Regions from separate parts of the Homo sapiens genome. Here region 1 is linked to region 2. The links are chromatin loops, found by intact Hi-C in ENCODE. Cell type or tissue: PC-9. All regions are shown on one strand. Links, peaks and the distances in the headings refer to the core of each region. The heading gives the core; the rest is flanking DNA. Region 1 overlaps LOC105370102 (a long non-coding RNA gene). Region 2 has its middle 63 kb from the start of MIR4499.

Evidence for each region. A loop is a pair of places that touch in the nucleus more often than their neighbours do. Peaks named below come from ENCODE experiments on the same cell type or tissue, not always from the same donor. Only the 100,000 strongest peaks of a DNase experiment are listed, where the experiment ranks them.
Region 1: a loop joins it to region 2, with 7 times the contacts of the local background. A loop is called at or near these places in 1 of 110 quality-filtered maps.

What each region holds. Positions count from the first base shown.
Region 1 is chr13:20,319,565-20,324,945 of GRCh38, forward strand. LOC105370102 (a long non-coding RNA gene) reads left to right here. Exons shown (of 3, transcript XR_941720.2): 2 at 1,178-1,271. Among named protein-coding and RNA genes, the nearest start is that of GJB6, 90 kb to the left of the region's middle. In PC-9, for the core only: no CTCF peak of the experiment used is centred there; no DNase peak of the experiment used is centred there.
Region 2 is chr13:20,368,342-20,373,660 of GRCh38, forward strand. No RefSeq gene overlaps it. Among named protein-coding and RNA genes, the nearest start is that of MIR4499, 63 kb to the right of the region's middle. In PC-9, for the core only: no CTCF peak of the experiment used is centred there; a DNase peak (open chromatin) is centred at 2,860; H3K27ac peaks cover 3,396 bases.

The DNA.
Region 1 (5,381 bases), core at 1-5,000, 49 kb before region 2:
TATTGATTCTGTTTCTCTGAAGAATGCTGATTAACACATTTCCCTAAACTATCTCCTGGAGAATGTCACCTTATTTCATTTAAGTAATTCTTATTCAGTCCTACATCCCCAAATGCTTCAGAAGCACCCTGATTTTTGTTTGTTTGTTTGTTTTTGAGATGGAGTCTCGCTCTGTCACCCAGGCTGGAGTGGAGTGGCACGATCTCAGCTCACTACAAGCTCCGCCTCCTGGGTTCATGCCATTCTCCTGCCTCAGCCTCCTGAGTAGCTGGGACTACAGGTGCCCGCCACCGTGCCTGGCTAATTTTTTTGTATTTTTAGTAGAGACGGGGTTTCACTGCATTAGCCAGGATGGTCTCGATCTCCTGACCTCGTGATCTGCCCGCCTTGGCCTCCCAAAGTGCTGGGATTACAGGTGTGAGCCACCGTGCCCAGCCCAGAAGCACCCTGATTTTTAGTGTACATAATTATGAGGAATTAGCTTAGTTCCATAAAATTTAAACAAGATTAGAATGATTAGGTGATTGAAACCTCAGCGCAAATGCTGTCTGCACTCAGCTTGAAGACAGGCATGTCTCTGAGACAGGGAACAATCCAGTTGTAATCCCTGGGCACAATTCACAGAAGAGAGTAATTGAATCAGTGTATCATGCTCATCATCCACCCCAAGGGAAGCCTCAGCATCACAGTATCCAAAGGAACCCAAAGGTAAGAAAAGAAGGAAAAGCCGAAGTGACTGCGCCTCTCACAGCAAACAAGAACACCACATTCTGCAGCTGTATTAACTGTGGATACCATTTGTGTACATGCTTCCTGTAATCCCAAATAGCAGGTGCCAACCTGTTTTCTTGGGTTGGAAATATTAGCCCCTGAAGCCAGTTGTGTGTGGTCATGGTTATGAGCGTGATTTCTGCAGTTGGATGCACCACATCCATATTCAGTGCTGCAGGGATCACCATCTATGCATGGAAGAGACTGGGTACCTGGTGGCACTTGGATAATAAGCACACATGCTATAGAGACAGCAGCAAGTGCATTTCAAAGCACTTTTGTATCTATTATTTAAAAAGTGGTGGACTTGTTTGTTGCATATATGCTGAGGAATGTTTACATGTACATTTCAAACCCAGTTTTCTAATTGTGCAGTCTTAATTTCCTAGTTAATTTCACTTTACAGATAAGAAGCTCTGGAGACATGGCCTTTCCGGTTAAAGACACAGAGCCCAGGCACTGCCCACGGCTTCCTCCACACTCATGCTGCTTTCCCTTAGGTAAGACAAACCTCACCAAAGCTGAGACTGGCTCAAGAAACGGGGAAGCCTAATGCTTGTAAACATTCCCTTAATTGGAAGCATTAGGCACCAAAATTCTTCCTAAAAAATATGTAAGCCCCAAGAATGAAAGGGCCATGGTTAGCACAAACCGCACCTCCTGAGCCCAGCAAAACCCAACAGGCACAGTGCAGCACAGCCTGGGCGGTCTCTCAGGTGAGTCTCTGCCTCGCTCTTGCCCTGTCTGTCACCTCATCTCTGCCAAGTCTGAAAATCCTGAGCTCCAGGGACTGTGGGAACTTCACTAGACATGTGTGAACAACTCTACATTCTGATCCGTAGCGTCTCCCTAATGATGCACATCTAGGAAGGAGAGGGAGGGAGAGGGAGCGTGTGCATTCCTTGGAGCAACGAGGACAGCCTAGTGATTTGCAAACTCTTTGCGGCCTCCTGGTGGGCTTCAGAATCAATTTGTGAGTCCCAACCAGAATTTTCTACATAATTAGAATAAAACAGAGTTAAGATATGAGTGCATCGTATGTTGCAAGATACTGTTTTGTAAACGTTGTTTCAGATATTTGTGAGTGCACATGTGTGTGTGCAGTAATGGGTCACAAAATATATTTACTCTGGGTCATGTTTTAAGAGGGCTAGAAGGCAACACTAACATAGGATGGTTGGAAGATGGTCAGGCTCAGAACATCAGATTTTGCCTCCTTCCAGGGTACCACTTTTATCAAGTCACACATTCCTTCCCGCTCTGCTTTTGTGTTTCTCAATCGCTATCCAAATTTGCGCAGAAGTCAGGAATCACGTGGGTAAAGATTTAAGCTGTACTTCTGTGTTAATTAAGCACGTTGAAGAAGAGGTGCTCTGGGGGAACGTGGAGAAGGTGGGTAGCGAGGGCTCCAGGGGCTCAGAAGGTGGCCTCGAGGGGCTCTCATCTGCCATCCTTGTGAGGGAGAAAGTCCTAAACCAGTCGTAACATTGCCAGAACAAGGGGTCCCAATCCAGACCTCCAAAGAGGGTGCTTGGATCTCTCATGGGAAGGAATTCAAGGTGAGTCACAAAGTGCTGTGAGAAGAGAGAGTTTTTTGGAAGTTACGCAGATACAGAGTAGGGTGTCCTCAGAAAGCAAGAGGAGGAACTGCCTCGTCTTTAAGTTTTTCTTACATAGGAGTCCTCTCTATGTAAAGACAGAGCTAAGCTGTGTCTCTATGTGGGTGGGCTGACAGCGTGACAAAATTTATTATTCTGTTGATTTAAAGAAAACTATACTCAATATTTTAATGTGTAAGTACATCAAGTCATAATTATAATTATCTTGAAAGCATATATTGTTATGGGTATTGGGACCTCTGGACTTTTCGTTGTCATATGATTGTATCCTTGCAGGTATCTTTAGGCTGTTTCTTCAACTGTAAATATCTTATGACTGTGGGTCGTGACCGGCAAGGAATGGAGTTGGTTTTTAAAATGGTGTCACCCTGGCTCTTCTATGCTCCTGTTTCCCTAACAGTAATAGCCCAGCCATTCTCTCCCATGTTCTCCTCTGCCCTCAACTTCAGAATGAAGTCAATTTTTATTTCAGCCAAAATAGGAGGATTCTATTCTGTCTGTTGAGGTCTGCTGTGGTCTAATGATGTTAATAACCAGTGGCTGGGCATGATTACACGACGAGGATTCTAAATCCTGTTTCATGTTTCCCTCTGGGCCCACTGGCTATATGACCCCTTAAATGTTTACCGTGATTGCAGGAGGCCCTGGCTAACATAGGGTCGTTAGTGTCAGAACTGAATTAAATTGTAGGACATGCAGGTGGTGACTGCAGAGAATTGGAGCATTGCTTGGAGTGAAAACCAAGCCCACATATTTGGTGTCAAAAGTGTTATACAAGTAGAAAAACAGGTTCTCTTTAATGGAATATTATTCAGCCGTATTAAGGAATGAGGTTCAGACCCATACTACAGCACATATGAATCTCCAAAATATTGTGTTTAGTGAAATAATATAGACACAAAGGACAAATACTGTATAATTGCACTTACATGAGGTGCCTGGAATAGGCAAATCCATAGAGACAGGCAGTAGAATCATGGTTGCCAGGGGCTGGGCGGGAGGGAGAATGGAGAGTTAGTGCTTAATGGGTACAGAGTTTCTGTTTAGAGGTGATGAAAACAGTTTGGAAATAGTGGTGATGATTGTACTATATTGTGAATGTATGTAATGCCACTCACCGAACACTCTAAAGTGTTTGAAATAGCAAATTTCTATTATACGTATTTTACCATAGTTTTTAAGTTAATTACCATAGTTTTTAAAAGTTAATAGGATAATATTCCCTGAACCACTATACACTTTAGATTGGTACACTGTGTGGCATGTGCATTATATCTCAATGAAGTTGTTAAAAACAAGATTTAAAAGCAGAGATTGGGTAAAGTAAAGGTTTGCTCTGTGCTGAGCTGTGTGGCATGTGGACCTGTTTTCCCAGGAGGGAGCACTCCTGGGGTTTTGGCCGCAGCTGCACATCAGCCCCCTGTGCAGAGGAGGTATGGTGTGTGATCTGGAGATTAGCTGTTTCTAGTGCAGTATTTACATTTAAAGACATTGCTGAGTTAGGCAGAATTTTCTATATCCATTTGTATTTTGCTTGGCATTCACTTTCTTACAAAAATGGACAATCAAGACAAAGAAAACAAAAGGTCCAATTACTACTCTTCATTTCACCCCAAAGCAAAACAATATTAGTTTTCAATTTTTTTTTCCCATAGAAAGCAATAACAGTCCCATACTACCTCCTCTTCCATGAAAGTAGTGCTTGAGATGCCCCAAGGAAAAACCATTCTTTCCAAAGATGAAAGACTTTGTACCTGTCAGGTGAAGAGATGGAATAAATGCCACTCCTAGTGGGTGTGGGACTTGTGCAGCCCCTGGTCCCCAGTTATCTGCTTATCAGAATGTGGTTTGCATATCACCTTTAGCGGAATTCCTTGGGATGCTTGTAATTCTGGGGGAGATGTCTGGAGTCTGCATTTTTAGCCAGTACTCCTATGACTTAGGCACAGTAGGGAACCACTGGTGCCATTCCTTCCTTCCTTTCTTCCTTCCTTCCTTCCTTCCTTCTTTCCTTCCTTCCTTCCTTCCTCCCTCCCTCCGTCCTTCCCTCCCTCCTTCTTTCTCTCTTTCTTTCTTTCTTCGGAGTCTCACTCTGTCACCCAAGCTGGATTGCAATGGTGTGATCTTGGCTCACTGCAACCTCTGTCTTCTGGGTTCAAGTGATTCTCCTGCCTCAGCCTGCTCAGTAGCTGGTATTATAGGTGTGCACCACCACACCCAGCTAATTTTTTTGGATTTTAGTGGAGGGGTTTCACCACGTTGAGCAGGCTGATCTTGAACTCCTGGCTTCAAATGATCCACCCGCCTCAGCCTCCCAAAGTACTTGGATTACAGGCGTGAACCACTGCGCCCTGCTGCAATGCTTTTGCTTTCCGTATACAAGGAGGGGTTGCAGGCTTGACTCTAAAATGATTGACTTTATGGAGGACCGTCTCATGTCTGGATGGTAAGTGATAGGGGAGGGGGCAACCCTAAATGGGATCCCAATGACTTGATGAAAGACTGGAAGATGAGACACTTTCAGGTGTGCATAATGGAAGACTTACGTAGGACTAGGACCAAGCCTCTCAATTATACTAAGTTGTCCATGATTGACCAGGGATTTGATGAAAATCCCACTGCCTTCCTAGAAAGGTTAAGAGAGGCCTTGGTAAAGCACACCTCTCTATCTCCTGATTCAGTCAAGGGACAGCTAATCCTAAAGGATGAATTTGGCTGGGCATGGTGGCTCATGCGTGTAATCCCAGCACTTTGGGAGGCTGAGGTGGGAGGATCACCTGAGGTCAAGAGTTTGAGACCAGCCTTGTCAACGTGGTGAAACCCTGTCTCTACTAAAAATACAAAAAAAATTAGCTGGGTGTGGTGGCAGGTGCCTGTAATCTCAGCTACTCGGGAGGTGGAGGCAGGAGAATTGTTTGAATCTGGGAGGCAGAGGTTTGCAGGGAACCTAGATCGCACCATTGCACTCCAACCTGGGTGACAAGCAAAACT
Region 2 (5,319 bases), core at 320-5,319:
TTAAAGTTCCATACCAAAATGTAGGCCTGTGGATGCTGATGGAACTCCAGGTAACACAGTGCCCAAAGTAGGCGTTTGTGTGCTTAGGTTACCACTGGGTCATAAAACAGCCACGTGGCAACTCCAGCCTTGGCTCGGGAGTTTGGTATAAGAGGAAAGTTGGTGGCTTTGCATTGGGTGCATGTTCATGTTTCGCCTGGATCATATCATTGTTCATCTTCCCCATTGAAGGCCCACCCCACAGGTAGTTTTTGCACTTTTTGATCTTGGCACCAGCAAAGCTGTTGCACGTGAGACACAAGCTTTAAGGTGGGAACCTGACGTAGGTCTTCAGTGGCCCAAATCAGGAAAGGAGTCGCTTCCCTGACCCGGGCACAGTTAAATAGATCCACAGCCCAGTGTGGACAACTTACTCTAGTTGACAACATGTGGTGGAGAAAAGGCCAAGGTTTCCTGAACAGCATATCTCTTCTAGAAAGAGCAATACTTCCTAAAAGTGCTGAGGTTGCCACAGTTGAAAAGTTCAGAAAAATGAAATTCAAGTGTAAATTTGTATGAAAGAGAGGGAGAAGGGTTCTTCCAGGAACCATTCAGAAAATGATGAGATAAATCACAGACTGAGAGAAAGTAGTTGCAGGACACATAATCTTCCAAGGACTTCTATCCAAAATATTTCAGAACTCTTACAAATCTCATAAACAAGCAAGCCATTAAAAATGGAAATTCAGAGGCTGAAGAGAGACAATCACTTGAAGACAGGAGTTAGAGACCAGCTTGGGCAACATAGTGAGACTCTATCTCTAAAAAAAGTTTTAAATAAAAGTTTAAAACAATTTTAATTTAAAAAATTGGAATCAGAAAATAGAAGAAGATATACATATGGCCAAAAAGCACATGAAAAGATCCTCAACATCATCATCAGAAAATGTTAATTACCATGTTAGGGTATCTTCATATCCACTAGAATGGCTAAAATTGAGAAGATCAGTGTATTAAGTGCTGACAAAGATATGGAGCAACTGAAACTCTTTTTTTTTTTCCAGACAGGGTCTCGCTCTGTTGCCCAGGCTACAGTGCAATGGCACAATCATGGATCACTGCAGTCTCAACCTCCTAGGCTCAAGCAATCTTCCCACATCAGCCTCCTGAGTAGCTGGGACCACAGGTGCGCACCACCAGACCCCACTGATTTTATTATTTTTACTTTTACGGAATCAGGGTCTCTGTATGTTGCCAGGACTGGCTAAAACTCTTACATCTTGCTGGTAGGAATAGAAAATGGTACCCCCATATTGAAAAACAGATTGGCCACTTCTTATAAACATAGACTTACAATACCGTTCATGTGTTCCATTTCTAGACATAGTAATAAAAACATGTTTGCATAAAAAGACTTGTATGCAAATATTCACAGAAGCTTAATTCACAAAAACCAACACTTGGGGGTTAAAAATAAAATTGCCCAGATGTCCATCAACAGGTGAATGGAAAAACCGTGGAATGTTCATACAATAGAAACTCTACCGCTCAGCCGTAAAAAAATGAACTTGACACACACCCACATATGATGACTCTCAGAAACATCACTCTGAGGGCAAAATAAGCTGGACACAAAAGAATTCATGCCGTATGACAACATTGACATGAAGTTCTAGAGTTGGCGGAACTAATCTCTGGTGATAGAAATCAGATAAGTCGTTGCCTGGGGCAGGGGTTTGGAGGGAAAATTGCAAAGAGCACAGGAGAACCTTATGTGGAAATGTTCCATGTCTTGATTGGCATGGTGGTTACGCGGTTGTACATATTAGTCAAAATTCACTGAAGCATACACTTAAAATGTGTGCATTTTATTGCATGTAGCTATACCTCCACAAAGACGGTTAACTCACACACAAAGAACTTCTTCAGAATTAGTCACCTGTGGACTACTCTGTCACGCATTGGCAGGTCTTCATGTGGCTGTCACAGAAATCGGTTCCAAGATTTAGCAACCACACAACCATAATAACACTGAACAGGACTCATTTTTATTGGGTTTTGATATACTCATCTTGGAAGTCAGGAAGTTACTTTGAATTTTCAACAGATTCTGAATTTAACCTCAAAAATACTTTTAAGCGTAACTTTGTATTTTCCATGCAGTGGTGCTATGCCTTGGAGAAACTACTGATTTGGTGTCAGTTCCCCAGAAAAGAGCATTTTAAAAAGAGAAAGACAGCCTGATCAACATAGTGAGACCCCATCTCTACAAAATATTTTTTTAAAATTAGCTGGGCATGGTAGTTCACGTCTATAATCTCAGCTACCAGGGAGTCTGAGGCAGGAGAATCTTTTCATCCCAGGAATTTGAGGCTGCACTGAGCTACAACAGTGCCACTGCACTCCAGCCTAGCGACAGAGCAAGACTGTCTCAAAAAAAAAAAATCAGTAAAAACAAAAGAAGAAAAATGTAAGGTATTGCATTACAGAGCTGTGCATGATCAACTTTTTGCTTCAGTTTACATAGCATTTTCTATTTGAAACAATGCTTTGAAAATATCTACAAATGCCAGGTTATCAGTCTGTCATAATTTTTTTTAAAAAAGAAAGAGCTAAGAACACTCAATTCTCTTGATCATGATCCAGCCAAATCAGGCTCACACATATCCTGCCGTGTGTTCAACTTCCTTCTGTTCCTGCCCTTTCACCACCAAACAAGAAGGTAGTCAATCCAGAAAGGGTGTATCATGTTTTTTAGGAATCTCATCTTATTTTTTCACCAACCCTCACAAATCACTCCAAAGGTAAATATGACAGGGAATTACAGAAAGGTAGTTGTGAAAAGGTAAGTATGGCCAGGAAATTCCAAGGTGGCCTGAGAGACAACTGGGCTGTGGCTGTGACTCAGCTCCAGTTGCAGAAGTACCTGTTTTACTCTGTGGAGGATGTGTCTGTGCTGTGTGAACAGTGCCATCCCCCTTCCCTTCTCTTCTAGGCACTACCCCCACCAGGAAGCCCATCAGACAATGGCCCAAGCACATTCCGATGGACAAGTTTGAGGCTCAACAAATTCATTGTCAACAACTAGGAAGATGGAATAAAAATCAGATGTCCAAGTCTAGATTGGCGAGTTGAAATAAAAACAATCCTATTACACATCACCCAATGAAAAAAAATTACCCAAGCCATGGTCTACCCAGCATTTTTGTTCATTGTGCGAGGTGTTTGGCAAAGTGTACCAAGATTTTTAAAAATTCCTATCAATTTACCAACTACTTCCTCTTCTAGTAATTTATCCTAAGTAAATCAGTAGAGATTTACTTAGGTTCATGTACAAAATATCCTATGCAGAATATTGTCTATTGACAGTATCCCAACTATCCGACAATATGGATAATTGTAAAATAAATTATACCAATAAGATAAAATACTATTCATGCAAAACTAAATGTGTGGTCTTCCCCTCTGAACCTGTCCTCCCCAATGCATGGCAATAAAGTATAGTGCGTACACTGTAGTTCTGAAGTTAGACTGACTACACGCAAATCCTGGCTTTGGAACATTCTAACTGTGTGACACTGGACATTTACTTAACTTACCTAAGCCTCGGTTTTCTCTTGTGAAAATAATAAGGCTACCAGAGAATTCAGTAAAATAATTAATGAAAAATGCTGACACATAATAAAGGCTCAATAAATGTTCCATGGTGAACAGCTCTATGAAAACCTATTTCCAAAGTCCAAAGAAGCTGAGGGGACAAAGAAAAAGGCTGACACATCCGATTTCTCAGTAAGAAATGTTTAACAGGGACTTGCAAACAGAAGCCCTGTCCCCAGAGGCTGTGGGATGAGTTGGTGGATTTCTGAGCCATTACCCTGCAGACCCAGAGCTTATGTACCACAGGTGAGGAATGTGTAAGACAGGCGAAGTGGACCCCTGAGAGACAGGTAAGAATTCTATTTGAATCTGCCTAAAGGCAGGATTTCTGATCAAGATCATTTTGACCTAAGAGCAGGATTTACAGTAACAGTAAAGTAGAGATCTCAGAGGCATTCCCAGAACACAGGTTAATCGGAAGTCCACATAGCTGATTCGCATCCAAGATGGAGTAGCTTTAGCCTCCACAGAGTTGCTGCTGGTAACTTTGGTTACACACAGAAATCACCTGGGATACTTTAAAAATACTGCTGCTTGGCTTCCATACCCAGAAATTCTGATGTAACTTGTCTGAGATGGAGACTCAGCATCCAGATCTGTCAAAGCTCCTCTAGTAGGTTCTGATTCTAGTCATGAGAGAGTCACTCACTTGTACTGAACATTAGTCCTGCTAACAGCAATTACAAACTCTTCTCAGAATATAATCAGCAACCGTTTGAAGACACAAGAAACCAACCCAAAGCAGGCACAAACCTCATCCTTGACAGAAAAGGAGCACATTAACCAGCTCCACATTTAACCGGCTTTCCCTGGAGGACGCTATCCAGCAAGGCAAAATAGGCAGTCAAGCAGGAAGTAGTGATGTTATTGGGCTAAACAGACACGGATTGAAGTTCAGAGCTGCCATCCCATCTGGAAATTGAACAGCAAAATCCCAGAAAGCAGGAAGAAAGAAGGAAACCACCAAACTAGTGTAAAATTCCCCTAGGTCCTTGGCTGACTTATGAACTGTGCAGAGTACATGAGGAGACACCCAGGAGCCCAGCAGAAAGCAGCAACTTGGAAGCCAAAAAGCTGGATCTCAGCAGGTACCTAGTGCTTAGAGTTCTGGGTTCGAGTCCCACTTAGTTAGACAGGCTTTGACAAACACTACAGGCTCTCCCTGAAAAACTAGCAGGACCACACCTTAGGAGTAAGAACCACATCCCAAGACTAAAGGCTATGACCCAGGATCATGACAAACCCAAAGAACAAACCCTAAATCCAAGCTTTCACAAGAGCTACAGAACCTGCCAGCAATGTAAGTGCCTGCCGGAACAAAACAGCACATTGTAAAGGAAGGTAATGTAATTCAGTCTCCACAACAAATCCACGGTTCCCAAAACAATAATAACTTTCTAAAAAGACACTAGACAAGCACAAAAACAGAAAATGTGACCCATAATCAGGATAAAAGAAACAGACCTGTAGATCACCTAGATGTTGAATTTAGCAGACGAGCAATTTAAAGCAGCTATTATAAATATGTCAGCAGCTATTTATTATAAATATGTCAGGTGGCCGGGCTCGGTGGCTCATGCCTGTAATCCCAGCACTTTGGAAGGCCAAGGTGGGCAGATCACCTGAGGTCAGGAGTTTGAGACCAGCCTGGCCAACATGGTAAAACCCCATCTCTACTAAAAA